Linked DNA regions of Mus musculus: all the other regions are linked to region 1. Evidence: chromatin loops called from intact Hi-C (ENCODE). Cell type or tissue: left cerebral cortex. All regions are shown on one strand.

Region 1 (8,000 bases):
GATCATAGTGGCCGAGGAGGCTGGAGGAGAAGCCACTCTAGTATCAGATAGACTTGACCATGGCTCTGCCTTGGACAGGGTGGCTGATTGGGCTACTAAACTTAAAGAGAGCTAAATGAGGGAGGATAAAGAGTTCCGTTCTAGGGCTGGAGAGATGGCTCAGTGGTTAAGAGCCACTGGCTGCTCTTCCAGAGGTCCTGAGTTCAATTCCCAGCAACCACCTGGTAGCTCACAACCATCTGTAATGGGATCCGATGCCCTCTTCTGGTGTGTCTGAAGACAGTGTACCCACATGCATGAAATAAATAAATCTTTAAAAAAGAGTTCTGTTCTAGGGCTGGTGACAGCTCCATGTGTAGTCACTTGCTACCAACCAGATGACCTAAGTTTGATCCCTGGAACCCCAAGGTGCAAGGAGAGAATTAACTGTAGAAAGTTATGCTCTGACACACACACTCACACACACTCACACCCACACACACTCACACTCATACACATACACACATACTCACACATGCAATTAAATAAGACTTGTGAAAGGGTTTTAGCTATTATTAATTAATTAATTAATTAGATCTTGAAAATATTTTAATTGACAAAAGAAATACAAATTATGAATGAATGATAGATGCTATAAAAACATACTTAGTATCTGGATCCTGATAGCTCTCTCTCTCCCTCTCCTTCTCCACCCCCCCACCCCCCACCCCACCCACCCCCCAAGCACTCAAGCACTCCACTACATTCTTCATAAATGTAAATGGGATCTTTTAGAGTTCTTTTTCCCCCTAAGTGCAAGTGCTATGAATATTCATTTATTCCTTTAAAATGTACAAGTACTTTACCTGGGTGTGCTCAGTTTCCAGCCATTTGCCTTAATGAACTAATGATATGGAAGATATGTAACTGTTTGTGACTCTTAGGCGTTGGGCTGCATTAGGACTTCAGAGCCTGGTGACAGCAGAGAGATCCCATCTGGAATTAAATCAGTGTAGCTACTTATCTGCCCTTCTGCAGTCTAGATGCTTGTGTAAACAGCTGTAGGTGGGCCAGCCTCCGCAGCTACCCTTTCATATCTATTTGTTTGCATTATTTGTGCCTTACAGTCTGGTTGCAATCATAAAAGTCATACAGAACACATCCCACCATCCCCCCACCCCCGCCCTCCCTGCTTCTTTCTTTTCCTTTTGAAATGGAGTCTCATTGTGTAGCTGTGGCTGGCCTGGAACTCACAGAGCTCCATCTGAGATTAAAGGTGTCTGCCACCATGCCTAGTTGTGTGATGTGGTTTCTAAGCCAGTCTGCCATGGTTGTATGTTCTCATTGTTAAAGCTCAGGTGGGCACAGTAACACATGCTTATGACTGATCCCAGCAGTAAGGAGGCTGACACGCAAGGATCAAACATGATCGGCCAAGCCTAGGATAGACAGTGAGACCCTGTCACAAAAATAAAACGTGCAGTGGGCAGCAATAGAAAAGCCATGCTGTCAAAGGGGTCGCCGTAGAAGCAAGTGGTATAACAGAAGAATTAAAAAAAGTTTGCCTTGTTCTTCTGAACTTGAACAACTAGTTTGATTATCATATGAGGAGGGTGATGGAGTCTGGGGAGCCAGTTGGTGCCAGGGCTCATAGAGATAGAATTAATTTAAAATCAAAATGTCCTCTTGATGCTTGGGACTCACAGTTGTGACAGTAATCATTGCAAAACCTCATATATGTATGACATGTACCCACTTCACCTCTTATTGAAGGGGATGGGAGGCAGCCTTCTAGGGGACTGGTCTACAAAGACCTGGAAGCCAAGAGGATTCTGGGAAGTGGACCTGTGTGTGTGTGTGTGTGTGTGTGTGTGTGTGTGTGTGTGTGTGTGTATGTGTGTGTGTGTGTGTGTGTGTGTGTGTGTGTGTGTGTGTGTGAGAGAGAGAGAGAGAGAGAGAGAGAGAGAGCCTGGTATCCTGGGTGAGCTATGGCCTCTGTACAATGCTTTAGAATAGCCCCCCGGGACACCATGCGTGGGTTGCTGGGATAGAGGGTGAGTGGGGCAAAAGGAAGAGAATGTGCCCTTTGCTGGGGTAGGGCATTGCTTACAACTCACTGCCTAGAATGCTCTGCCAGTTTTTGGACCAGCATATTTTCTGCTGCAGGGGGGTCACAATGAAGGACATTCAAGGTTTTATTTTGTTTTTTAAATTAGATTTATATATTTTATTTTATGTGAGAATATATTATGTATACCATGTGTGTGCTTTATGCCTACGGAGGTCAGAAGGGGGCATCCAATCCTCTGGAACTGGAGTTAATGGATGGCCGTAAGTCACCAGTGGATGCTGAGACAGAAGCCAGGTCCCCTCAAGTGTAATGAGCGCCCTTCTGCTAAGCCATCTCTCTAGCCCCCCATTCAAGATGTTTTAACACTGAAAATAAATCTCATTTCTTAGAGACCTGCTTGTTCTTATGACCCCTGTCAGTAGCTACCTGGACATTAATGGTCTCGTTTCCTGCTTTGGGACCTAGCCCTGTCCTACACATCCGCAGATTTCTAGTTAGTCCTCAGGGGCACTCGGGGTCTATTCTCATTATGTCATGGCTGTGTTTTTGCTGAGAGTAAATTTAAAATCACCTGTTTGTAACCTTTGGCTTAAGCTTCCCTGACCCTTTCCTTGGAAAGTAATGCAGAAGGCATCATTTATGACAAGGTTCATTAGGTACTAGGAAGCTGGACAAAAGAAAATATTTTTTTAACTAGAACATACACATTAATAAGAGGAATTCTCTAATATATAATATTATAATACATAAAATATATAGTATAATAATATAATGTATAATATATATGTAAAATCAATCATGTTGTCTGCAGTGAAAACACCTATATGTTGAGAATTGCTGGAAAAGATCCTTCTACCTCCACCCCGCAAGTGCTGGGACTGCAGGTGTGTGCCACCACTCCTAGGGCATTGTTTCAGTTTGTGACAATGTGTGCATTGTACTTCCTTGCTGGGCCCACACTTCTCCTGTGTCGACCACTTGCAGTTTGCAAAGTATGTTCTCGACGGCCTGCCTAGGAGTCGAGTTGTGCTTGCAGATGTCTGCAGAGCATGAACCCGACTGAATCCCCCTCTCCTTCACCCTGCATGGTGCTCCCAGCAGGGGTCCTCTAGGACTGGGGAGGAACCTTGATCCATGGGTAGCCTGCCATGCAAGCCTCCCCATGCTCTTGGTGCCTAACCCTCCTCCCTTCCCTTTTTCTGGATCACATATGATCAGACACGAAGGAGGTGAGGGCGCTCCTGGTCACCAGTAAGGCATGAGCTACCCCAAGAGCATCACTGCAGGCTCTGCCCCTCCCTTATCGGTCCCCAAACATTCCTAACACGTGGCTGTGGCTTGTGCCTAATCTCTCTCTCGGCCCCTTCTCCGTTCTCTCCTAGGCTAACATGGGCACAGTTCCCTCTGATACACAGCATATGTACCACTTTCTTAAAATGTAATCGTAGTGTGAAAAAAAAAAAAACCAACCCTGTGATGCGGGCTCTCTGGACTTTAGTTGCCAGTTCCTTCTGGCACACAGCACAGTCCCCGGCCTTTCAGCACCTTCTCATAAGTCAAGTCTGTTTAAAGGGTTTTTTTTTTCTTTCCTGCCAAGCATTCATTAGTTTCAGATTGAGTTACCCCGGTTGCCTCTGGGATGAATCCCTTTCCTCTCCTTAGCATTCAGCTCCAGGGGAGGCAGAGGAGTCCCACTGATCCCACCCCACCCTTCTGAGACGTGCTGCAGTGCCTCTGTCTTACATGGACTGCCATGCACTGTTCCTCCTCCCCTCCTCCGTCTTCCCATGATCCCCTAGGGCAGGGCTGCTGTGTGACATCAGCACACCCCTTGTCCATAGGGGTCTTCTCCTACAGACTCTGCATGCAGTAGGAACTTCAGATGGGCTTGCGTAAGTCAAAGAGTGAAGGAAAATCATGGAAGTGTCTGGCGCTGATTTATAGTTCAGACACACCCATCTCTGTCACACAGAGCCTGTTCTTCTCTATGAATGGAGGGTCAGTGAACCAACTTTCTTAGATGTTTCCCCAAACAAACGCATGGACACACCCTGGTAACCCTGGTGTGTGCATTAAGCTCAGGGTGTACACTAGGAAAGGTGAGGATACTTTGAGGTATAAGCAAAATAATACCAGCACGGAGGGATGGCTGGGACTTGTTTGTCGGTCTCACATCTGCTTCTAATGTCTGCTGAAACCGGCTGCTTTGTGCAGCCATTCTGCAACGTGCACACAGCACACAGGGTCTAACTGTGTAGCCTCAGTTGGCCTTAAGCTTGCCTCAGCCTTCTGAGATTGCCGATCACCAGTGTGGACACCATACTCGGTTTGAAAACAATTTTATTATTGTGTTCAGAGGAGAAGGTTTTTCTAGTGAGATAAAGCCTGTTCTTTAAGAGGCAGTTTCTCTTGAGGGAACAGAGTCAGCAGGCACAGGTTTCAGTCCCAGAGGGTCCATCGCAGGGAAGCCAGGTAGGAGGTGGTAAAGGATATAGAGAAGGCTTACAATCAGGAGCCCTTCTTGGAGCTTCCCTCTCCCATAGCTAGGAAGTGCCTTAATAAATAGCAGTCGCTTTTTGTGCAGGCAGTGTGAACAGTGGTCGTTTGGGGACAATCTGTGTGTGGGGGTGACACTGGAGGGACATAATCCTTTTGGTGTGAGGATTCTATTTTCTCACCATTACACAAAGAGAAAGAGCGTGGTCAGAAATAGAACCAGAGTGCCCTCCTCCCCGCCCCCTCCCCCCAGCTTTCTACGAGGCAACGAAAGAGAAATGTATCTGGGGCTCACCTGTGTGGTGAGGATCCGATCCCACAGAACAGAAATCTGATATGCTAGGCTGCCACCAGGGCGCAGGTGCATGTCTGGTGGGGGTGGGGTGCAGAAATAAGTGTGGTGTGTTTAAATATACAGATCTGTTTTGTAAACGAAAGCTCCCCTCCCTCCCTCCCTCATTAGTGCTTTAAGAGCAAATGTTTCCTTACGGAGATTATTAAGCCATTGGTTACACAACCTTGGCAGCATTTTGGTGGTTTTCTTTTGAGGTCGCCATCAGCCCCAAACTAAAATATTTACACACTGGTTGAAATAGGCTAGATAATGTTAAACAAGGAATGCGGTGTAAAACCGAGACCTTAGAAAGTGAAGTGTGGATTTGCCCTGAAGGTGATAGTGAGACTTCTAAACTGATCCTGTAACCTTCTGGGAGATGGGACAGTGGGTCAGCCTTACAGTGGTTCTCAATTCCACACAGTTGCATATCTTCGTGGTTTCCCAGAGTGAGGAATAATCTTATGTATGTGCTGCTGTTTTTCCTGGGAGTAGACAACACAGTGGCATGAAAACACCTTTCTCTCTCCTTCTCCTGTTTGATGGTGTCAGGGTTTGTGCTCTGGCCTTCTGGAGAGAGGCGGGGGGTGGGGGGAGGTCAATGTAACCAGCCATCTTTTAACAGACTGGAAGTCATTTGTAACTCGGTCTTCTTCAGAATACATTCAGTCCATGCTTGGTAACTATTACAGCTTATTGAAGAAGAAAAAAAAAAGGTGCAATAGCGATGAAGATTTCCTCCTTTCTAGAATGCAGTGATAAGCCTAAAAATTGAATAAGAACCCTCACTGGGTTTTCTACTGTCAATTTCCTAGAGTCTCGTAGTGCGTGAACGGTGGTTGTCTGCAAGCATATGTTTGTTCCATATTGAGTAGGAGAAAAATCTCTTTATCCTAAGATTGTCAGGGAGGCTGGCTCCAGAGCAAGCAGACTCTTCCAGCCCCACCGTGCTTTGGAAGCCTGGGCATCGGCAGCTTGTGACTCCCCGCCACGCCCACAGCAGTTGTTAGGATCTGAAGGCACGGACCTGCTCTGAGCCAGATCACAGGAGGACCCTGGAAGCCTTCCGTGCCTGCCTTTGTCTGATCTTTCTTCGCCTTGTGGTTCTGTGAGCAAGCTCCCTGCCTTTAGGTAGGTGGCAGGTCCCTAAGGGCCCAAGGGTAGTCACTTTCTTCAGCAGCCCTGCATCAGCTGCACATCACTGGCCTCCTCTACAAAGGAGTCTTTGTTAGAACCAGCCAGGGCCTTCTCTTTCCTTATCTTCCCCACGATTTTGTTACTATCTACCTATTCATTCATTTGGTGGCTTACTTCCCTTCCTCAGTGTGATGGGAGCTCTGCATTGAGTGGGTAACTGGCTTCCTCCCTCTCCTGGCAAATTGCACAGTGCTGAGGAAAAGGGGCTGATCATAAGACAGCCTGTAAGACGATGGCCAGAGCCAACGGCTTTCCCTTCATGCTTAGCAGTTCTTCTCATTAGGTGTCAGGAGTGTGTGTCTGCGTGTGCATGTGCATGTGTGTGCACGCGTGCATACCCGCTCTTGTGCACTTTGTGTTAGTACTTGGTTGGTGTTGAATGATACGTTTTTGGTAGAAATGACCCCAAACAGTATCAGTTGACTACCTAAGTCTTTCTGTTTACTCTTGAGCTACCATCCCTTTACCCACACAGGAAACAATAGCAAGGCTGCAGATACTACCCAGCAGTGAAATGCATAGGCCCTAGGCTCATTCTCCAGCAAAGAAGAAAGGGAGGGAGGGAGAGAGCGAGGGAGGGAGGGTGGAAGAAGAGAAGAAGGGAGAAATCCTTTTATAAGTGATGGGATAAAAGTCACATACAACTGACTATTAGGCAAGCTCCCAGGTCCGTGTGTCTCGGCCTGTTCTCCACAGGTTGTGCTCCCCACGTGTGCCTGAGGAGTGGGCTCTAGATGTTCCTGCGTCCCTTCCGTTCTATATAGAGAGTGATAGGAAATTCACACACACTTAGAAATACTGTCTGACACACTTGACTCATAGGAGTGATTGTGTGTGTGTGTGTCTTTTGTTTTTGAGACATCTTATATAGCCCTGGATAACTCCACTCTTCCCCATTCTGCAATCCCAAGTTGTGGAATCACAGGAGAAAACCAACAGGCCCAGCTGGGAGTAGTATTCCTAGACATTTGTGTGACAGACTTTAAACTTTTAAAATAACTATCTTCCTTCTGGTTCTCTTTGCACTGCCTTCTCTTCACAGTCTTTCTTAGTGTTTACAGTGAGCCAGACAGCCAGGTTCTGTGGCACAGGTCTTTAATCCCAGCACCCAGGAGGCAGAGACAGTAGATCGCTGAGTTCGAGAACAGCACGGTGCACTTAGTGACTTCTAGGGCACATAAAGCTAAGTACAGAGACCCTTCTTTCAAACACATCAAACCAGACTGTGGCCAGCAATGGCAACTTCGCCCCTCAGTACAGTGGAGTTTCAGGTACAAGGAGATGGAAGAAGCCTTAGCCCCATTTCCTCATCTCAGCTAAAGTCTTCCACATCTGCTAATTAAATGAAGGTCTAGATCAACACCCGCTTTCTTTATTGGCTGCCCTCCATTCTCCTTTCCCTCCTCGCCCACTTAAGTAAACAGGAGTAGAACTGCGTGAAGAAGTTACCAATACAATAGATGGGTGAGAATTTCCTCCTCCTGGGGGGAGTAGTTTTAAGGAGAAAATAGTTCCAAACACTATGGCTCCCGTCTTCCCTGGAAGATGTTTCCAGAAACACAGCTGTCTGAGGCGAAGGCAGAGAGCTTGACCCACCTTACAAAGGCGTTAGGAAGTGAAGTGGTACAGCTTTCAGACTCAAACATGAAAAAATCCCTGAAGTCGTCCAAGGCATGTGTGAACCAGCAAGGTCCTCTGCCACATGAAACAAATGGCAGAGAGGACACATCTGTAAGCCACCACCTGTGTCTAGATGCGATTGGAAATGGAGGCGATCGGAGGTTGCCTTGGAGCTCTCCGGATTCTCAGGATCCCTGAGCTGTATTCAAGACAGATGGCTGCTTCTCCAGTGATCCAGGCTGCGGCCTGTGGAGCTGCAATGGATCTGGAAAGTGCAGTCGTCTTCCTGGATAAGAAAGACTC
Region 2 (8,000 bases), 50 kb after region 1:
ATCAAGGAGAGAGCATGGCATCGACCAGGCAGGCATAGTGCAGGAGGAGCTGAGAGTTCTACATCTTCATCTGAAGGCTGCTGGCAGAAGACTGACTTCCAGACAGTGACACACCTACTCCAACAAGGTTACACCTCTAATAGTGCCATTCTCTGGACCAAACCATCATGAGTAAACTTAAAATAATTTTGCCCTTCTAAAGCAGCCAGTATTCACAGCTAGTCCTATGTCACTCTCTAATTCTTTCTCCCTGCTCGTATGCTTAGCTTTGCTTACTTCTGCTTACACTTGCTACTGGCTCAATATATTGAGCATTTCCCCCTCCTACTTTGTGTCTCTTGTTCCCTATGTGGAGATACCATATCCTTTAGCATTTCTCTCCCAGTGGGTGGTCATATTGTTGTCATCTGTCTGCAGTCCCATACTGTTGTGATAAACATGCCTATGAGATGCCGTTCTGCCACAGGACTAAGGATTGCAACCCATTTCTGAAGAGGGATTACTGGACCAAGCAGTGAATACACTTCTAATTTTATTGTTTTCTGTGTTTGCTCTGTTTTTATTTTTTTGATACTGTGTCTCACTCTGTAGACCAAGCTAAGTCAAAATCCCAATCCTCCTGCCTCAGGCTCCTGTGCCACCGTGCCAAGCTTGACTTTGAGCCTTCTTCCATGTTCCTTTTTCCTTACAGGTACAGCAGTTCACACGCCTGCCAACACGGTGTGAAATGTCCCCTTATGCCTTATCTTGGTACTTATCTAGTACTAGATGTAATCAGCCGTTTTCAGTTTTTAATCTGATATTGATGGCTGTTTTCATTTCCCCAACTCCCATTGAAGTGTGGCATCTTTTTCCTGGTCAGGCCCCAGGGACATCTGTTGTGGAGTTTTTTCTTCTCTGCAGTTGGCTGTCAACCGTGTCAGGCTCCTTTCTGGACTGCCTTGTGTGTTTCTAGTCTTTTCTCCTATGTGAGATTAAAAATCTTTTGGCTTAGATCCAAGTAAAAACCCAAATTGCTAGATTCTAACTCCAACTCCGTGGGACTTAGAGATAAATCCAGCGAGATCTTTCTTGGGTTTTCTGTTGTTCTCACTGAGAAACCGTTTGGCTGTTTGTTTACTTAGATTTTATTGTTTGTCTTTGAAGATCCGAATGCTGTGATTTGCCTTTCATTCAGGAATACTTGTTTTAGGGGCTGGAAAGATGGCCCAGGGGGTAGAGGTGCCTGACAGGTCTCCCAGACTGACAACCCAAGTTTAGTCCTGGTCCCCATATGAAGTCGAGAATGACTTCCTCATTTATCTTCTGAGCTCTGCACATGCTCAGTGACACAGGCATACACGTGCTCACTTAAAGTCAGTAAGTCAATCAATGGAAAATAAAATTAAAGGGTACCTGTTTGAAGTATTCTCAAGAATTTTCTAGGAATTTTTACAAGAATTTTTGTAAGAATTTTACAAGAATTTTTTTTTAAGAATTGAAGTATTCTCAAGAACCATCTCATGAGAGAGATTTTACGAATCTGATATAGTTTTAATGAGCTCATTAGTCTAATAGAACAGGAACATGTGTCGATCAGACACAGAGAAAGAATATACACTTTTTCGCTTTTTCTTGGCAGATTCCTTTTAAATAATAAATACACAGAAAGAAGTCTCATTGCAGAAGCTTGAGAGCTTTATTCTCTAGTATACAGTTATATTATTATTGTCCTAAGTGGTACTCTAAAGAAATCTCTATCTTCTCTGGGAAGGTTTAACACTTCTGCATGTAAGTTCTTTTTTCTTTGGGGCCCAGTCTGAGCAGCAATGTCGCAGGACCCATAAAGACAGAAATAGCCCCATTGGGCAGAGGGAGGCCTTGAGCTGAACTTTGCTGTTCTTTGCCTTCAGCTGCCAGAGAAAAATGGATTGACAGTAAGGAAACCCCGAGCCCACCAACTGTGGAAGGTTGAGCAGGGTATGAACCTCTGCAGGGCACCGGCCATAACCCACAGACCACCCTGAAGCCGGGCGATGCCAGGCCACTGTCCTACTATCCCTGGGGACATCACAATCTCCCTCTGTTTGGAGTCAGTGAGGCCTTGAGTGGGGTTGTGCTAACTTCCGTGGATGCCTTCCTCAGGGACCAATGACCCCTGTTGTTTAAAGGAGCCAGTGCCAATGTTCAGGTCTTTACCTGAAGAGCTCCCTGAGAGCTTCAGCCCAGGAGAGCCACTGAGCCCAGTCTTCAGAACAGTCACCGGACTGGGGCTTTGTCACCAGATACTGTGACCCCCTGTCCCTTCCTGACTCAAAAAATAAAGTGGAGGGAGATTGAAAGGTGTACCTGATATTGACCTGAGTCCTCCACATACATGAACACACGTGCACAGAACACCTTCCCCCAACACAGAGGCAGAATAGAAAACGGTAACAACTCCATAAACAGTCTTCTGAGGTAGACGTTAACCTTGGGATCTGAGTGATAGAATTATCAGGAAAAAAAGACCTTAGAACGGGGTCCCCCACAGCAGGGTCCCCCACAGGCTGGTTGTTCAGGTGCTTTCATTGATATCATTTGTCACTGGGTTTCCGAGGGGCCAAGTGCAATTTGGTAGTCACTTAATGTAAAAACATTCGCAGAAATCACGGAAGGCAATAGACTTCCTAAGTCAGGAGCTAGAACAGCAGGGAAGGGAGATTCTGAGTAGCTCAGATGTCCCCAAGGCTAAGGTGGCAGAGTAATCAGGAAAAATCTGGCTAGCAGGGACAGAGCAAGTGTGGAGAGTTCACAGAAGCACTCCTCCCAGCCCACAGTTAGCTTTCTGTTTCTCTCTCTCTCTCTCTCTCTCTCTCTCTGTGTATGTGTGTGTGTGTGTGTGTGTGTGTGTGTGTGTGTGTGTGTATGTTTACGTGTACCTGTACACGTGCATATGGAGGCCATAGGTTGTCAAAACCTGTCTCAATCTCTCTCCACCTTATTTTTAATAGCATATCTTTTGCTTATTCTTCAACAATATCACACATATAAACATACATATCTTGTCCACCCCCAACTCTCCACTCACACTCTTCTGGGTCACCACCTCCAAGAGAGATATCCCTTTTTCCCTTGAACATAGCCTCTTCTTTTTCTTTTAGTTTATGTATATGAGTGAGTGTTTTGTATGTGTTGTGTTTCTGGGGCCTGTGAAGATCAGAAGAAACCTTGTACCCCTCAAGTGGGTGCTGGAAATTGAACGTGGGTCCTTTGGAAGAGCAACCAGCGCTCTTAACCACTGAGCCATCTATTTACCCAGACCTGCTCCTTCCCTAGGTTTTGTTGTTGTTGTAGCTGTTTGCTTGTGTTTTGTTTTGTTGGGGGGGGGGGGGGGACACCGGGTCCACATACTGCTGCCTGCTAGAATGCTTGGCTTGGTCTCATGGGTCTCATGGAGTCCTGTGCAGGAAAGCCGAGCTCCCTTGAGCTCATGAGTGCAGTGGCCACGTCGAATCAGAGGACAGCATTTCACAGCTCTCCTCCCCATCCTCCACCTCTTCCGTTCTTCCTGTCCTCTATTCCACAGTGAGCCTTGGGGCGGGGCCATATAGATGCTCCATTTAGGGTTGAATAGTCAATACTCTGTTATTCTCAACCCTTTGAGGACCAGTTAAGAATCTCTGTGTCAGTTGCTGTCGGAAGCTTCTGTGACAATGACTGCGGACAGCACTAATGTGTACAAATACTTAGCGCTTGGATGACATAGTCGCAGTAGGTTCTCCTTAGGACCTTTGACCTCCCATGCCAAAGACCTTTGGGCAAAGTTTCAATACCAAGCATGACCCCTACCCCACAAGCAGGCCTCCAGATCCTATCTAAAAATCTTTGCTTATCCCTGTAATTTTTATGATACTGGAGCACCAGAGGGCTCCACACAAGAGCTTTATTTCAAGGAATCCAGACTTGCCAACAGACTAGCAAGCCCCAAGGATCCTCCTGTGTCTTCCTCCGCAGCCTGAAATTAGAGGCATGCGTCCCAAGAGCAGACTTTGCTTAGATGTTAGGGCTCTAAAGTCGGTCTTCATGGTGGCATGGCATGAACTTTCCCAACCGAACAATGACCCCACCCCTCCTATTGTTTAGGTCTGGCATGAATGAATAGCATCTTGACATATTAACCAGGAATTATTATTTGAGGACTATGTGTCTGAGTAATGTAAAAAGCTACAAGGAAATAAGATGTTTCGATAAAAATGTCACATCATGGTAAAAAATGAGATTTTTTTTTTTTTAAGAGCACTGGAAACCTTGAGCGTTTTATAAAAGGACACTAGAATTTTCTGATTTTTTTTTTTTTTAAGATAAGCTGGAGGATGGCCCTAGGCTGCTCTTGATCTTTCTGTCTTCCACCTGCCAGGTGCAGGGATTGTAGGCATGCAAGCAGCGAGCGCTAGAGTCATCTTAGTAATATACTCCTTCTTTGTCAAGCTTTCCCCGGTTAAATTTGGCTGAGCCGATGATGCTCATATCTAAATAAAGGATCGGGAGAGCTGACAAGAGTTTTGCGACACTAAAATATGTCCCTTCATGATTAAATCTGTTTTCAAATTAGGAGGGTCATTTTAAAAAATGCTTTTTATTACCTCAAACCTATGAAGATACAGATGGGAACACACTGAATTAGGTCTCACTTCACTATACCTGATCTGGTGGTTGGCATCTGTCTGTCTGTCTATCCATCTATCCATCTATCTATCATCTATCTATCTATCCATCTATCTATCATCTATCTATCTTGAAACAGGGTCTCACTGTGTAGCTCTAGCTGGCCTGGAACTTGCCACATAGACCAGGGACTTAAAAGGATCTGGCAGCTTTTGCCCCTCAAATTGGTTCTTTGTTTTTTATAAGCTCTTCTCTATGGATCACAAATGGCAGTGACATCAGGGTCACCTTTTGTCTGGACCAGGTCATCTCGGGGGTTTTCAGGAAGCACTAAATATGGACCTACAGAGCAGAGCCCTGTTTGACTGCTGAAGAGACCAGGCTCATTTGCCTGCTGTTCCCTTCAAACCACAGCCTCGTGTGTGGGTGTCAAGCTCTTGGCTGGAGCTCCAGCTAGACAGAGCTGTATAGATCCTTGAAAAAATAAAGTGGAGCTGGAAAACTACTGGGAAGATAAATGATCCAATTTAACTCCAACCACTTTTTAAAATACAGACGAACAGAACAATAACAGTGGAAAAGTACAGGATCCAGAAACCCGGACTCGTGGGGAGAACTGCCCTCCCCAGTGGCTGGCCATCCCAGTCACCCCACAGGTGGCTGTGCCTAGCTATGCTGGTCCTGATACAGATATCACCTTCCTGAAGATGTCAAATTCCGGAAAGATTTTTAAACTACACTTTAGCTATTTCATGGTGTGATGGGGGTAACAGACACCCTGCAGCTTTAGAGAGAGAAATCATCTATTATCAAAGGGCTTAGAAAACAGCCTGGACCATCTCCACACAAAACAGACGACTGTCTAGCCTGTAAGCCCTACGACTTCCTCTAAACCCAAGATGAGACATATGACATTTTTTCTTACTAAAAAGATAAAAAATAAAAGCGGGACTTTCAGCAATGAATATCAGACCTCAACTGGAAACCTTGCAGAACCTGAAAAGTCATTTCTGAATGAACAGTGAGATGAGTTTTCTGATAAGGCCCTGGACTTCAGGGCAGTCGGAGCCCTGAGCTCTAGGCACTTACTGAATTGCATAGCCATCCTCTTGAATACCCTGTTCCCTCCCCATCCCTATCGTCAGAACTTGGAGAGCCACAATGGCTCACTCACCTTCTATTTTTGTGGGTGTGTTTGCTGTTCTAGGGGTTGAACCGAGGTCTCCTGGATACTAGGTGAGCACTCTACCTCTGAGCCAGACTACCAACCCAGCAACTCAGCTTTTAGCTGGCTCTCACATTGGCTCTAGGTCTTATCCTCTAAGCTTGATTTTCTTCTTAAGTAAATTCCTCAACATGATTTGACTCTGTCAGGGAATAGTTTGCCCTGTTTTCCAGACACTTCTAAAGCAAGTGAAAGGGGGGAGGGGTAGGAAAAAACTGGTATCTGAGCCTTACACTTACAAGGCTAATCATGTGGCTCAGTGCTGCATTCTATTTGTGTCCCTGTGACTACAGCTGAGAGCCAGCTGGGTGCCCAGTCCTGTGGGGTCAGAGTGTGATGGAGCAGAAATATCAGGGGACACCCTGTCTGTCCACTCGGAAAATATCAGAACCACAAGGACAGGGCTGTCTACCTGCCATCACTTGCCATATTTTAAATCCATAAAAATCTACCACGAATTGTTCTTGGTTTTTTCTTTGTAGCCTATAAAACCAAGCCCACAGCTAGGATTCTACCCATTAATGGTCATGTAGGAGCTCATATATAGATAGATCATTCATCTTTGTTCCTATGTTACACTCAGACATTCGTGGTATTAAGTAAATATGAGAATCGATGGCAAATAAGCCAAGTCAGACTGTGCTTCAAGGTGAGCCCAGTGCACATCGTATGTGCAGCCGGGGGGTGAGGGTGGGCTGGGGTGGGGGACCTGGGCTGTGTACAGATGGTGGCAGAACAGGAAGGAGAGAAGCAGAGAGAAGAGGGTGGCTAGTCAAGAGGTTTCTTTCTGAGATATGCCCACATAAACCTTGATAGGAAGAAGCCAGGTCAAACAGGAAAAGGAAACTGTGGATATGAACAAGGCCCCACAGTAGTTTAGAGGATATCTAAGCCAAGCCCTAGATAGATATCCCTTGACCTACCAGTTGAGACTAGCCTTTATGTTGTAACTGCAGTGAGGCGGTGAGGAAAGGCCGGGGACACGGGTGTTTTGTTTAGTTCTCTGGTGTCAGGGAACAAGCAATCAGAAATTTAGTCTCACCCGATGGCCTCATTACAGAAGAACTGGAGGCCGGGTCCTTCTAAACTGAATGAGGGCTACCATAAGCGGGATCAGAAATGGCTGAGCTGCTCAGCCCCATGGAGGCTGAGACCGCCCTAGCAGCTGGCTGTGATATGGATATGGATATGGATATGGATATGGATATGGATATGGATATGGGCTCCAGCAGTTCTCCAAGTCGAGGTTTGCAGACGCAGCGTGAGAGTAGAGTGGATAGCTAAGCATTGCGTCCCGGAGATATCTGCAGACGACTTCTCTGTGTTGATGGAGGTGGCTCGTAAGAACGGCCTGCACTGTCACGGTGTGGGATGACAGCAGGCTTGAGGGAACGGGTGACTTATCCTGAAGGATTGCTGTCTGCAGCTTACCAGACTTGTCTGATCTCCCAGATCCCAAGTTAAACATTTTGGGAGTTTAGGATTTCCTGTCCTAGACAGTTCATCCGGGAGAGGTCAGCTCAGACCTGTGAGATTTCATAGGTATTTCCCTGGGGGGTGGGAGGGAGGGTAGTAGTTTCTACTTTTTAATAAATGTTCTGTGGTCTGGCGAACTTGGTGTATCAAAAAACAAAACAGCACATAGGCAGCCATGAGTCTGGAGAGTGCTAGGGTAGGGGACACAATAGGATAGGGTAGGTACCCGAAGGCCGTCAGTGTTTCTGGGAAGCTGCTATGTAAGTCACACTCTGCACTGCTGCTGGGGCCTGAAGTCTGAGGAAAGACCAGTGCTGTTCCTTGTGGGACTAGGTCTGAACTGTGAGCAAGGGGCAGTGTCACCTTTACATGTACTGGGGAGCTGTTAGGTCTGGCCACAGTCTACACTCAAGTGCCGTTGCTTTGGGAAACTATAAAGGTTTAAGAACCAGCCTTGAACTCACAGGTGAACCTAATTCTGACATCATGAAGGCCTCGTTCATCCCGATGACTCCTGGGTACTTTTTTTTTTTGAGCTGAATTTTAAGGCCACGGCTAGTTCTCTTCCCTAGCCACTGCAGCCTCTTCTGGACTTGGGTTAAGATATCGCTGCTGGGTTTCGAGCAGCATTGCCAGAACCCTCTGACCTACTCAGTTAGCTCTGCAGTGCAGC
Region 3 (8,000 bases), 84 kb after region 1:
AGCTGTAGATGCCAGACATTGATTTTTTTTTTCTCCTTTTCATTCATGCAGGAGAAGAAAACCCTTTGCATGGAAACCTGTTAGTGGCCTTTCCTATATGAAATATATATTGATTTCACTGAGTAAAAATGTTGAGTTGGACCTGTAGGACCAAGCAGCCTTAAATGTGTTGCGTTGGAGGGACAGTGGCACGGAGTCACTGACAAGCACGTGTGCCGTGCTGAGGGGCAGCATGGAGGTGGAGAAGCGGAGCTGCCCTACGACTGTGCTCCTGGTGTTGTTTGGGGACCCATATAGGGCTTGAGGGGAGAGCTCATTGTGGACCCGAGTCCGCATCAACAGCTTCCATCTGTAATCCCAACGCAGGATCCTCTAGCAAGTCAGCTAGCTCGATGAGCCAAGTGAACCGGAGGCCCTCCCTTAGTACGTAAGGTGGAGAGCAACTGAGGAAGATAGCCAGTGTCAGCCTGGCCTGCACCACACACATGCAACACATGTACCCACACATATGTGAACACACACATGCGTACTGCACACGCATGCAGAACACTATGTAAGATTGTGAGTGACTTGGGAGCTGGATGGAAAGAGCCAAGGTTCTAGGGTCTGAGAAGGCTGGATCGAAACCTTGGCTTTTTCAGCAGGGGATCTGGCCTGTTCTTCGTCAGAGTAGTGTGAGGCATCATCTCCCCGGTATCCTTTCCACTCTGTGTCGGACCGTCGAGTGACTAGTGGATACATGGACTGATGTACCTCTAGGCTTGTCACGTGCCCTGGCAGATCCTGGAGGACTTCCTGCTGGTGCCCACACTTACGCTGTCTGTTTTTTCCTTACAGGCAGTGGCCATTCTGACAGCCACCTACCCCGTGGGTCATATGCCATATGGCTGGTTGACAGAAATCCGGGCTGTCTACCCTGCTTTTGACAAGGTGAGACCTCTATGGCACGGTGTCAGAAACACTCGTCATAATGCTGCCGCTTGATGGACAGGGGTCTCCAAGGGCGCTTTCCTCGGAGAAGGAGGAAAGTGGGCTTTCTCTTGTCGCGCATTCTGTAATGCTTTTCCAAATCGGGCTTCCTCTGGTCACATTGGTCCTCTTAGTGGGCATTTTCAAGAGGGAAAGTAAGCAACCCCTGAATGAAGCTTGTTGGACTTTGTTCCTGTGGCTTATTATTGTCTAGTCTGTGTCATACCTTGTGGGTGCTGTTCTAGATGGCCAAAGTTGTGGATGTGTGAGGCAGGGGCTTGACCTCCTATGAGGTCACATGCCTGTCTTTCTGTAGCAGGGAGATGTGCACAGTGTCTGGGTAGCAGGACTTGTCTCCTGCTTGGGCGTCCTCTTAAGGTATATTTATTTATGTATATGTATGTGCTGTGTGCATCTATGTGCACCAGATATATACAGGTGCCCTCAGAGGCCAGAGGCCATCAGACCCCTTGGAGTTGGAGTCACAACTTCAACTTTCTTCTCTCCAGCTTCGTACCTCCACTCTCCAGTTTAGCCAGAACCCTCAGTGGCCAGCATCTCCACCCTCTTGTGACTGATGGTCCCTCTGAGGAAGGCATCATCTGATGTCATCTTTGGCTTGGTGGGGACTGTCCGGCTTGTCATTTAATACATGTCTACTTAATTACACCTCTCTTATTGAAACAAATAGCTAGCAAGGCATACTATTTATATATAATGGTATATAATGTTCTAAAAGAAAAAGGTGGAAGAGGAGCAACCAGCTTGACACTTGTAGCGAGCTCTGCCCTGATTTTTCCTAGCAGTCGCTCAGAGCCGTTGCTACTTATGTTTTCTCTTATCCCCTAGTGACTATGGGGAGAAAGGCCTCCAGCCATGCTCTCCAGCAGCTCAAAATGGGCAGCTGGGCTCTGCTACTTAACTCTCACTGCACCTGCTCCCTCTCCTCTGTTGCGTGTAGTTGTAAGCTCTGCCCTCCTTTACTCTGGGAGGTGATGGTGCTACCAGCCTCCACCCGGCTTCCCTTGAATAATCAGACAAAAGACACATACGCATACAGGTTGTTATTTTTCAACTTGCCCTATGACACAATTGCTAGGTGTTACTATCTCCTACCTGGAAAAGTGTGCCCTTAATAATGTTTTTATCTCTGCTCCTGCCACCTGCCCTAGACTTCAGTAGCTAGTCCCACCTAGCCCCTGCCAAACATCCTTGACTACCCAACTATAGCAGTGGCCACAGGCCCCAGCTCCTCCTGAGTCCTAACATGATCACTGTGTTCTCCTCCCTCCAGAGCATGGCAGACATCTCTTGCACCTGCCTTTTTCTCTGGTCCTGCCTGTACTTTCTGCCCAGCAATCGGCCCCCAGCTTTCTTTACTGACAACTCAAAAACCAATTGGGGAACAGGTTAGCATCAGCACCGCCCCCTACAATCCTCCCCTAGCCCTCACTCCAACTTTTTGTGGGCACAAACAACCCATGAAGTCATGCAAACTAGGCCAGGCTCACAACACCCACTTTGGAATGCTCACAATGCCTTCTTCGGATAGGCCTCCTTTTCAAAGGCCAGACTTGTAGAGCACAGCTTCCTAGAGAGGTACCCAACTGCTTCCATCCCAACATCACACTCTATGTCCCAGGTATTCCCCAAGTGTAGACAAAGACCACTGTCAGCCAGCCCACCCCCAACCTGAACATGCACACTCAGTGCACAAGCACATGCATGCAAGCGGGCACACAGCATTCTTTCACACTGCCCAGGCTCCTCCTATTCTTCCTTTCCCTTTCCCCTTCCTCTCTTGGGTACACACACTCATCATAAAGTCTGGCTCTCCTCTCACCTGCAGGGCCTCCAGGTGTCCTAACATGAGATGGGCTAGTGATCTTACGCAGGACTGTGCTGCTGAGGCCTTCCCTCAGCAGTCTGTTGGTTCCCACCCACCACCAGTTATACACATCTGGATGCAGCACACGCATGGAGAGCTCTTCTCCTGGGGAGTGTTTTTGGTTGATTCACACAGACCCCTGAGACTATGAGGGTCCGAGTTGCTTTCAGAGGTAGACCTTGTGTTAGGGAGTTAATGCAATCTATAGATAGGATTGCCGCTTTCATTTCAAGGAACACATGTGTAGTGAGTCCTAGAAAACCAACTCGGCCGGCCATCTTTGCTAAATTTCTGTTCTCCCTTTAGTAGGTAAGATTATTTAATGCAACTTACAGACAAGAGAGCAGGCACTGAAATGGTGAGCTGTTGGCTGGGGCCGTCCCATCTGAAGTTGGTTTTGGCTACCTTATAATAATAAAACTTAACAATACCACCCTGTATGTCTTTAGCAAGAACACCCAATACAAACATTGTCTTACCCTTAATCACAGGTTACAAGCTATGATTTTTTTTTTTCTTAATGAGCCTACCTCTGGCCAGAAACTGGAGTTACTCAGGATCCTTTTAAAACCTCACCCATTGTTGCGACACATTCCAGTGAGCAGTCACAAGCCATGATTGGGAAGGCCATCTGGCTTCCAGTACCTCAGACCTCTCTGTGTGGCCTCAACGTTCCCTGTCTTGACTACTGTAGTTTTCAACCTCTTTGTGGGCTCCAGAGGAAGAGATTTAAAATGTTTCACATGCCTTGTAGTGGTTCTGGCTAAATATGAACCATGTGTTCATGTGTGCAACATCTCTATTTTTTTTCTTTTTTTTTTTTTTTTTTTTTTTTTTTTTGCTGTTGCCTCTCAAAGAGCTCATCAGGCAAGTAAAATGAAACTCTAGTCAGGTACTGCTGTGTCAGCTCACTTCAGCTACATCTGCAGAGACGTGGATGTGTTGTTCTCATATGCATGAAGAGTTCTCACACCAGCCGGCACATGGGCTGTGAGTTATGTCATGTGTTAGAGTGAGGTTGCCTCACCACCAACACCATCAGCCCTTCCCCTCATTCAACTGCTGTGGAGCCAGGTGTCATGGATAGCTTCCATTCCTTGGCTCTGGAGCTAACTTGATCTATGATGAGGCAGGGTGCTTCTCTGATTTTCTCCGCGTAAAGCTCCTCTTAGTTAGAGCCTGGTTGGCAGCAGGTTTCCCCTCTCACTATGATTCTTGGTGTCATGTGAGAGGATACATGAATCACCTGCTTACAGGCTTTTCTTACAGCTCAGTGTAGCCAACACCCCTTGATATTCTGTTCTGCATAAGAAAGACTCTGCAAAGCATCTCTGGGCTAGAGAGTGGGCCAGACATGCGGTATTTAATCGCAGAGGTCCATGGACATAGGCAGCTCCTGCACCATCAGTAGGGAGACCAAGAAGCTATCTAAGTCAGAGGTTAGAGAGACTTTCAAAAGCAGATTGGCTGGGAAGGGGATGTGCACCCAGAAGAGGTGTATTCTGAAAACCTGAAAATCCAACGGGGGGGTGGGGGGGAGACAAAGGCCTGGATGTGGGAGCCTGTTTGGGGTGCAGGTGGGAATAATGCTCTGGGGTACAGAGCAGCCTGTACGAGCTCAAGGTGAGTTTTATTCCTTTGGGAAAGAGAGAGGATCCCCAGAGGTCAGTGAGCCATGGCATTTAAGGAGACACCAACTCTGGTAGCCAGGCACAGGGTCTGCTGGAGCCAAAAAGGGGACACATGAGTCAGGAAACAGCCTTCAGAGCCAAGGCCCTTCAGGGTGAGGTGGCAGCCTGGTGCCAAGGGCAGAGGACTGAAAGAGCCCAGAGTCCCCTCTGGTTAATGTTTCTGGGCAGGAGCCCGACAGCCGCTTCAGAGACCCAGCGTGACAGCCATCTTCCGAGCCGTCACTTGAAATCAGTACTCAAGGCACGTCAAATAAAACAAGGTGTTCTTTGTGATCTGGGGGCTCAGCTGAGGATAAGCCCGCCTTGTCACCGCTGTCCTTCTCTTTCCCCCAGAATAACCCCAGCAATAAACTGGCGAACACAAGCAACACGGTCACCTCAGCCCACATCAAGAAGTTCACCTTTGTCTGCATGGCGCTGTCGCTGACGGTAAGCAGAGAGTGGGGATGGGGAAGAGCCCCTGCTCTCTCTGTCTCGGGGTGAGTGGGTGTGCTCACAAAGAGGGAGAGTGTGGTCTTACAGGAAAGAATCCTGTATCCCACAGTGTGATACCTGGCTGTCTTAATTCATGACTGTCGTTCAAGACCATGGACTCTAGGAATGGAAGTATTTACATTGCTTATCAGGCCCACAGACATGATCAACGGGGACAGCTTAAATTTGAATAATATTTGTTTGTATAAATATCCCCTTCTTGGACCCCTTTCTGTTTTATTGACTGAGTCAGGGTCTCTCATTTATCCTGGGTCCTGATGATTCAGCTACTGTAGCTAACCAGCCTGCCCTATGGGATCGCTCCATCTCCCAAGTGCTGGGACTCCAGACCTTCTGTCAGACCATGCCACCCGGCAGGCATTGCATGTCTCTAGGACTTGAACCTAGAGCACTGCACATGCTAGGCAAACTTTCTCTGGGAGCTGTACCTCCAGCTGGTGCTATTCTCTTGCTATAGAATCTCCAATTCATCTTTAAAACTTCAAGTCAGCTCTGCCGATGCCATTGCCCCCATCCATAATTGAATTAGTATATTTTCTCTAGAAATGGCTTTCCTAATTACATTGTACTGATACAGCTGACTTACTTGGCCATATTATGAGGGCCTCTCCTGAGCCCCATCAAGTCTGTATAAGTACAGAGGACACAGCTGTGTCTGAGAGTGGACAACAGGGAGCTGTTGGTGTCTGGATATACATGCTCTTCCTCTTCTTCCTCCTCTCCCTCTCCTTCTTCCTCCCCCCCTCCTGCTCTTCCTCCTCCTCTTCTTAGCAGAGTCTAACTATGTAGCACAAACCGGCCTGGAACTCACTGTGTAGACCAGGCTAACCTAGACTTCACAGAGATTTGCCTGCCTCTGCCTCCCAGGAGTCTGGATGTACATTCTTAAGGAAACAACACATCCTAGCTTTACCAAGCCCCCACGTGGAAAGACAATTTTCAGAAAGCGTGAGGGAAGGTGTACATGCTGTAGAAGTCAAAGGACATACTGTACAATCTAAGACTGACAGTCTAACCGCTTACTACTGGCGAAAGGCAAGGAACAACAAGCCAACTCACACAGCAGCTGTGCCGTGAGATTGTTAAGGGATCAAGGAATCTTTTGAACTTAGCTCAGTTTTCCTTTGTTGCTTTGGCTATACTACTCCTGAAGTCCTGTACAACTTAACATCCATTTATACTGTATACTGTATACTGTACACTGACTGCCTGAATGCGTTCTGCAGTCATCGTGAACAGCCCACACAGAGGACCAAGGGCTGAGGCATCTTCCTGGGAACAGGTAGACAGTGACTGCCCCGTTCACCATAGCCCTCAGAACTGTTCCGCTTGACTGTCCTTGAGAAGCAGGCCCTGAGTGTGCTTCAAACCTCCAGGGGCCACTCACAACCTATAGCTTACAGTCTGGTCCAACATCTGAATCGTGTTTGACAACACAAGACATATAATCACAGAAAGCCTTTGGAACCACTTAGTCACAACATCAGACCCTGAAGCCCCATCACCACCAACACTACCTGTCAGCCACCTGTCCCTGTGAAGTGGGGTGACACACACTGAACCCAAGTCTCCTAGCTTGGAAGAAAGTTCTGACTACATCTGTAGTTGGAGTTGACCAGTGACCCCAGGTGACCTGTTCTCCTGTTGGCCATTTTTTTCTTTCTTCCTATGGTGTGCCAGTTTTTCCATAGTTCCCTAAAATGTTAGCAAAACATTGAACAACTTTGAAACTACTCAAAAGGGTATTTTTAGGAAAAAAACCAGAGAAGTTTCTGTTCCAGGAACAGACCTCAGCTTTTGGAGACTGTTAAATGACTTGGAGTCAAAAGATGACTTGAAGCCAGATTTTGGGACTGAGCCTAATCTGCTCAGAGCCAACAGTTCGGGGCTCGAAGGCTCAACCTACCTTCTCTTATGTGGACATACCTTCTCATAGCTGGGCTTGAGTGATGGAGGACACCCCACGCCCCTGAGAGGAGAAGAGCCTTCCTCACTATGATTCATGGCCAATAATTTGAACCTCTGTAAACTTGATCTTTAGCAAGTTTAAAATAATGACAGGATCTGGAGAAATACTTATAACTCTCTCCCAGGCAGATGTTGATTTCTTATGTTTAATCCCAGATCTCTCGGTGTGAGACCACCTTAGACATAAGGATGCAGAAGCCCTTATTGGAAGGAGATTTGGAGATGAGGATTTAAAAGATTTTAATTTTCAGAAAAAGAAACAAGTTAGAATAAGTGACTCTACCCAAGCACAGAGTTTTTTTTACATTATAAGTGACAGTATTTGAATTTGTGGCTCGGTTCAGTCTGTTGATCCAACATCTTGGCTGGAGGAGTTGACGCTAAATTTTCTATGTAAAAATTTATGTAGAAAATGTAAAATTAGGTTGTTCTAAACCGAACCTTTAACTGTCAGGGTGTGTGTGTGTGTGCCTTGTAATATCACATGACACATTAATTCTTCCACATCTACTGGTCGTCTGACTCTCTTGCCATTCACAAGCAAATCTACATAACCTAGAGCTACATTACCCATCCATGATAACCTACGAATCAGCCAATCAGCTGCCACCTCTCACTATGGGGCCTGCTCTGTGTGAGGAAGTGAATTCAGGAGGAGAGTGAGGCAGGGAAACAGCGTTTGCTGCTGTAACATGTTAGCATCCTGCTGTTCATGCTTCCGATCATGCCTCATAGGAGAACAGTCTAGTCTGCAGACCACCTGATCAGTGAGATAAAAGAAAGGTTTGGAATCTTTGGTGGGTCTCAAAGGCCCAGTCCAAAAGAGTAGATTGCCAGATAATTAATCCCCTAAGAACAAGGAGGGAATAGACTGGGATTAGCAACTTGACTGGATCCCCACAAGCTGCTATCTAAAGAAAAGAGGACAAAAATTCACAAGAACTGTATCAAGGGGATGTTTGCTTGTGAGGATGCTGTACAGTAGCCAT

What was found. A loop is a pair of places that touch in the nucleus more often than their neighbours do. Peaks named below come from ENCODE experiments on the same cell type or tissue, not always from the same donor. Only the 100,000 strongest peaks of a DNase experiment are listed, where the experiment ranks them.
Region 2: it touches region 1 in a loop (2.0-fold over the local background); 2 of 42 quality-filtered maps call a loop at or near these places.
Region 3: a loop joins it to region 1, with 2.0 times the contacts of the local background. A loop is called at or near these places in 5 of 42 quality-filtered maps.

The regions. Positions count from the first base shown.
Region 1 is chr15:27,482,381-27,490,380 of GRCm38, forward strand. All of the region lies in intron 1 of Ank (progressive ankylosis), which reads left to right. Among named protein-coding and RNA genes, the nearest start is that of Ank, 20 kb to the left of the region's middle. In left cerebral cortex, a CTCF peak has its summit at 4,899; DNase peaks (open chromatin) are centred at 3,465 and 5,821; H3K27ac peaks cover 2,724 bases.
Region 2 is chr15:27,531,931-27,539,930 of GRCm38, forward strand. The region is part of intron 1 of Ank (progressive ankylosis); the gene reads left to right. Among named protein-coding and RNA genes, the nearest start is that of Gm29901, 14 kb to the left of the region's middle. In left cerebral cortex, CTCF peaks have their summits at 3,859 (motif pointing right) and 4,401; DNase peaks (open chromatin) are centred at 3,928, 4,460, 5,066, 6,073 and 1 more place; H3K4me3 peaks cover 282 bases; H3K27ac peaks cover 6,397 bases.
Region 3 is chr15:27,566,678-27,574,677 of GRCm38, forward strand. It overlaps Ank (progressive ankylosis), which reads left to right. Exons shown (of 12, transcript NM_020332.4): 7 at 838-930; 8 at 4,882-4,977. It overlaps Mir7117 (microRNA 7117), which reads left to right and starts at 4,817; the gene lies at 4,817-4,881. In left cerebral cortex, no CTCF peak of the experiment used is centred here; DNase peaks (open chromatin) are centred at 3,884, 4,037 and 4,745; H3K27ac peaks cover 2,376 bases.